Regions from separate parts of the Homo sapiens genome. Here region 1 is linked to region 2. The links are chromatin loops, found by intact Hi-C in ENCODE. Cell type or tissue: heart left ventricle. All regions are shown on one strand. Each heading gives the region's core, and the rest is flanking DNA. Links, peaks and the distances in the headings are about the cores only.

Evidence for each region. A loop is a pair of places that touch in the nucleus more often than their neighbours do. Peaks named below come from ENCODE experiments on the same cell type or tissue, not always from the same donor. Only the 100,000 strongest peaks of a DNase experiment are listed, where the experiment ranks them.
Region 1: a loop joins it to region 2, with 8 times the contacts of the local background. A loop is called at or near these places in 8 of 110 quality-filtered maps.

What each region holds. Positions count from the first base shown.
Region 1 is chr1:61,886,581-61,889,497 of GRCh38, forward strand. The region is part of intron 22 of PATJ (PATJ crumbs cell polarity complex component); the gene reads left to right. Among named protein-coding and RNA genes, the nearest start is that of MIR12132, 42 kb to the left of the region's middle. In heart left ventricle, for the core only: no CTCF peak of the experiment used is centred there; a DNase peak (open chromatin) is centred at 1,551; H3K27ac peaks cover 1,577 bases.
Region 2 is chr1:62,069,468-62,072,384 of GRCh38, forward strand. The region is part of intron 31 of PATJ (PATJ crumbs cell polarity complex component); the gene reads left to right. Among named protein-coding and RNA genes, the nearest start is that of MIR3116-1, 7.9 kb to the right of the region's middle. In heart left ventricle, for the core only: a CTCF peak has its summit at 1,138; no DNase peak of the experiment used is centred there; H3K27ac peaks cover 1,647 bases.

The DNA.
Region 1 (2,917 bases), core at 179-2,678, 180 kb before region 2:
AGGCTGAGGTGGGTAGATCACCTGAGGTCAGGAGTTCGAGACTAGCCTGGCCAACATGGTGAAACCTCATCTCTACTAAAAATACAAAAATTAGCCAGGCATGGTGGTGTGCACCTGTAACCCCAGCTACTCTGGTGGCTGAGGCAGGAAAATCACTTGAACCTGGGAGGTGGAGGTTGCAGTGAGCCGAGATCGTGCCACTGCACTCCAGCCTGGGCAACAGAGCAAGACCCCATCTCAAAAAAAAAAAATTAGCCTGTTGTGATAGCATGCACCCGTAGTCCCAGCTACTAGGGAGGCTGAGGTGGGAGGACCGTTTAAGGCTGGAAGGTTGATGCAGCAATGAGCTATAATTGTGCCACTGCACTCCAGCCTGGGTGACATAGCGAGACCCTGTCTCAAAAAAAAAATACATGTTACTTAGATAACTAGATGGTATTAATGTATCAAGGCAATGGGAAAATATATATATGTGTATATATATAATGTATATAAGACATACAACATTTATATTATATATTACTACATTCATATGTATATCAAACTGAAGAGAATTTTCTTTGCTTGTGGAATATGCAGATGCCATAAAGGGGGTGATTAAATATAGTCTGTGGAGATGGTGGAGGGAGGAGAGAACATTGCACACTTGGAATCACCTTGGATAGTTTGATAGGAGGAAGCTCACCTCCTCCACTAAGATAGGTGCCAGGAAGGAAAGGAAGGTCTGGATGTAGGTACTTTTTATAGCTTGAGAGCAGGAATCCAAAGAGATTCTTGTCCAATGATGATGTTTGTTTGTTTCTGTCACTTCGGGAGAAGATTATTTACTACTAAGAGTGATGAAGTGCTAATAAAGTAGGCATTAAAAGGAAAGGTGTTGGAGCAGAGATTAGCTTTTGAAAGAGTGGTAGGAGAGTAACCACCTAGTGGTAGGGAGTTTTGAAAAATATTTACCCTCTTTTTCCAATGCCCCAGGGAGTGAGAGAATGAGCTTCACCCACTTGAGTGTGGTATACTTGGCAGAGAACCAGAGCTGTTGAAGAGGAGGTTCAGAGAACATTCAGTGAAGAGGTCAGGGTGTGGATAGTTTTGTTTATAATTCTAGCAGATTCCATGCAGCATGATGGATGATGTGCATGGCAGGTCTTGGGGTGCGGCGTGACAAAGGAAGCACATTTGAAGGAAAACCCAGAAAGGTGTGGCATTATGAGTAGGGAGATAAGAAGTGCACAAAGGAGTTGGAGCTTTCAGCAAAACATAACAGGGATGATAGATAGGGTGGGCTTAATTGGCTTTAAACATTTTTATTAAAACCTTAATCCAAGTGTGATTTTTGTGTTGACATGGGAGATATCTTAGATTTAGATGATGTGCATTTCTCTGTTCAGCAACCTGAAATTTTACCCAGAGTTTTAGATAGAAACTTCATCAAAAGTTCTCTGTGCTTCTGCATAGCCCATATCTGAGTGGAAGGAAGAGATACAGAAAGGCCCAACAGCTTTTCTACTCTGCAAAAGCCAGGCCGGTATGCAGAGGGAGAGTGCTGCCAGGCCCGGTGTCCTAATGTGATATCCGGTGCAGCCTCTGGGGAAACGCACAGTGATAAATAAGCAAAGGATTTGTTTCCTTAGGACAGATGCCTGGAAGTGGAGAAGTTAGAAACATATTTTATGGCTTTTTATTTAGTCAAAATTTTTTTCTTCTTTTTATTTTTGAGACAGGGTCTTACTCTGTTGCCCAGGCTGGAGTGCAGTGGGACCATCTCAGCTCACTGCAACCTCCGCTTCCCAGGTTCACACCATCCTCCCACCTCAGCCTCCTGAGTAGCTGGGACTGCAGGCATGTGCCACCAAGCATGGCTAATTTTTGTACTTTTTTTTTTTCTTTTCGTAGAGATGGTGTCTCGCCATGTTGGCCAGGCTGGTCTGAAACTCCTGGGCTTAAGCAATCTGCCTGCCTCAGCCTCCCAAAGTGTTCAAATTATTTTTCCATTGTTTTTTAAATTTCTCTTTTGCTTAGTGTGAATAGTTGAATCTGGCAGAAGAATGCAGAAATGAGACTGCTTCTCTAAACTGTAGAATTGTAACTGTAGAATGTGAAGAATCAGAAAAGATCTAAGCAAACTTCTAAGTCCACCCCTCCTTTCTTGGACAGAAGAGAAAGTGGAGCATCAGTTGTTCTTACTCAATTTGACCCCAGCTTCAGAGAGGGAAGATATACTTTGTTCTTATCCCATTGCTTTTTCTTTCAAAATGAGTATTTGACAAGCTGATTTCTTATGCAGGCACAGGCATTTAAGGACTCCAACCTAACCTTGTCTTAGGAGATTAGCCTTGCACTTGAAAGTTGTTTTTTTGGCTTGCTATTGGAGATTTAGGGTATATTTAAATCCCAGCAGGTTCCAGAAGAGTTCTTGTAAATCATATTCCTTCTTTTAATCTTTAAGGGTATGCCCCATGGAGTTAGGTTCATAGGTGAATATTTATTGCCACTCAGGAGCCTGCCTGAGTAATGCATAGATTATTTTAGATGATAGTCTTTCAGAAAATCAGGGTGTCATGAAGTGCTAAATGGTATTTTACAGTTTCTTCCTTGCATTAATTTTTGTGTACGACCCAGCAGAGTTGTGTGTCTACGTGCGTGTGAGTGCACCAAGGGTAAGTATCTAATGATTGTGATGTTTTATCTACAGTGCACTTTTGCACTAACTTCTCCTTACCTTAGGAGGTAGGACTGGTATTAAGAGGTCAGGTGCCCCTTGAAAGGAGAGATCTCTAGAAAGGGGACTGTGGGCAGGCAGGGTATAATTCTGTGGAAGGAATTCAGGTGTTCTGGTTCAGAGCACAGTAGTCCCTTCTTATCTTCAAGGGATATGTTCCAAGAACCCCACTGCGTGCCTGAAACCACAGACAGTACC
Region 2 (2,917 bases), core at 145-2,644:
TCAGGAGATTTTAGCTGTCATAATTTTCATCATCATCACGTACCAGCTCCATCCCTTGGCTCGGATGTTTAAGAGTAATCAATATAAGAAATGAGACAGTGCGTCAGACCAGATGCTTTTCAGAAATCCAGTTTTCTCATCTATTCCTTCTACATTTTTGAGGACAAGAAAAAAGGAAGGAAACTGACACTTCAGGCTCCTGCTACCCACCACACACCTTCACGCATCTACCATTCAGTTGTATTCATTTCTATGATTATTTCTTTAACATCTGTCTCACTAGGTCTGTAAATGTGCTCAGGGCAAGGGCTCCTCTGTTTTTCTTTTTGTTTGTGCTGGCATGTAGTAGGTGCTCAGTAAGCATGTATTGAATTCAACTTTGCTCACAACCCCTTATTCAGGTAGCAGTTATTGCATTCTTAATAAAAAAATGAAGGTTTCCAAACACTATTACTGCTAGTAAGTAGCAGAACAAGTCTGAACCCAGATTATCTGGCTGTTATTCCAGTGCCATTTCTTTTTTCTAAAAAGTTCAAATGATAAGGAAGAATAAAACCAAATTAGTACTTCTTCCATGTGATGTGCAAATTGGATTTTTAAACCTGTAGTTTGGGAAGTCAGGTCCTTTGTCCCACTGCTGGTTAATTGGGGTTGAAACCAAGGTCGAATTGCAGATCTACAATATCATTTTCAAACAGAGGCACTTACTTTTGCTCCTCCTAAGGCCATTTGATACACACTGGTAGGAGTAACACCAATAGTTTCTGTTTACGAGGCAGGTTAGAGTTTTTCCTCTAAAAATTCCCATGAGCCTTATTGACCTTTTCACGTCTTTTTTCTCTCTTTTCAAGTGTGATCCTTTAAAGTAAAGGCCACAGAGTCATCTTCACTGTGTGACCTTCCTTTCATGGCTGGTTCTCAAATCCACGTGGGTGCATTTAAGATTTAAGTTCCCGAACTTTGATTCACTCAGCACTAACACTTTATAAAGCCCATATTCTATTCTGCCATATGTTGAAGAAAGAAATAAGACAAAGTCGATCATATTAAGATATGGGAGACACATACATAAAAAGATACAATATAATCTTGCAAATAAGTGATAAAATTCATTGGTTCATCTTGTGGAAGGGGCACCACCCAGGGGCTAAGGGAAGAATTACAAGAGGAGGTAATTTTTTTAGTTCATTTTATATCATATCATCTGTTTAGAAGCAAAATTTATAAAGGGCAGGGGAGCAGTCCTAGGATCTTTCTCATAGAAGGGGAAAATTAAAGAGAATCTGAATGAGTGAGATAAGTCTGGCCCCCCAAAAATCAGTTAGAAAGTAGGCAGCTAAGTGTAGGCATGGTCATCCAGGAGACCTAGGCTCCAGTCTCAGGATAGTGCTTACTGGGGTTAAATCTTTCAGGTTGTAAACCAATGGGGAATTAAGGACATAGGATGAGATTGTAACTGAATCTAATAACAATGAACAGCTGGGCATAACTTGGTCACTATCTATTGTATTGTTATACATCGAATGGGAGCCTGGTGAAGAAAGGCTGTGTGAACATGCCTAGGAAAGAGACCCGAGGCAGGGGATGTCAGATTCAATTAAAAGCAAAAAACAAACAAACAAAAACCAGTTACAGAAAATACTGTGAGATACAAAGGTAAGTTAGTCTTACTTACTCTAAAAATTGCCTCCAGCATTTCCTACAGGAGAAAAGTGTCCTTTCTAGGTCGCTTCCAAGACTCTTAGCACCGTGGTTATGGGTGCATGTTCTGGGCTCTGCACTAGTCCCCTGTAGTGCATTTAGGAACATGGGGCTACCATAGCCCAATTCCATTTACTATCATCATTAGCATCTTTAGTAAATATTATTAATTGCCAGGTGTGTTGCTAAGGGTGCTCATGTATTACTTCATTTAATCTTTTCAGCATCCTGAAATTATAGCTACTTTTATTTTTTTCCATTTTATGGATGGGGAAATTAAGGCTTGAAGAGGGCAAATAACCTGTTCAGGTTTGTAGATCACTTTTTTTTTTTTTTTTTTTTGAGACAGAATCTTGCTCTGTCACCCAGGCTGGAGTGCAGTGGTGCAATCTCAGCTCACTGCAACCTCCGCCTCCCCAGGTAAAAGCAATTCTTCTGCCTCAGACTCCCGAGTAACTGGGATTACAGGCACCCAGCTAATTTTTGTATTTTTAGTACAGACGGGGTTTTGCCATATTGGCCAGGCTGGTCTCGAACTCCTGACCTCAGGTGATCCACCGCCCCCACCTTGGCCTCCCAAAGTGCTGGGATTACAGGCGTGAACCACTGCGCCCGGCCAGGTTTGCAGAACTCTTAAGTTGAAGAGCTAGGATCACAGACTCCTAACATTCCATTCATTATACAAGTTATCCCTACCTTCCAGATCAGCTTACCTACCTGCTGTCTGTGTACTACACCTCACCACCTGGGTGTCTCTCAGACGTTACCAAGAGACAGAGTAAACCCATGCTTTCTCCTATCCAAACCAGTCTCTCCTGTTCCCTGCTTTGTCCAAACCCAGTTGCAGGAATTTATGCCTTAAAGTAAACCATCGTATGATAATTTCCCCTGAAAATGTGCCTATTAAAAAAAAAATAGGATATGATGGGAGGCAGACATAAACATTCTGGTCAATTTATTGGTGTTATTATTTATTTCAGTTAATAAACTGCCCTTTCGCTATGCTTCACTTTCCACGTGTTTAGGCAGTTTGGATTCTCCCAAGTCTGGATTCTGCACTCCTCCGTGGGGTTTAGAGCTAACTTACCTTTATCCCCCAGTATTTTCTGTAGCCGTGGTTTTTTTTGTTTTTGTTTTTTTGTTTTTTAATTCTAATTGAATGTCTTAAGGGGAAAAAACTCTAGTTCAGGATTTGAGCCCTGAACAGATAGTTTTA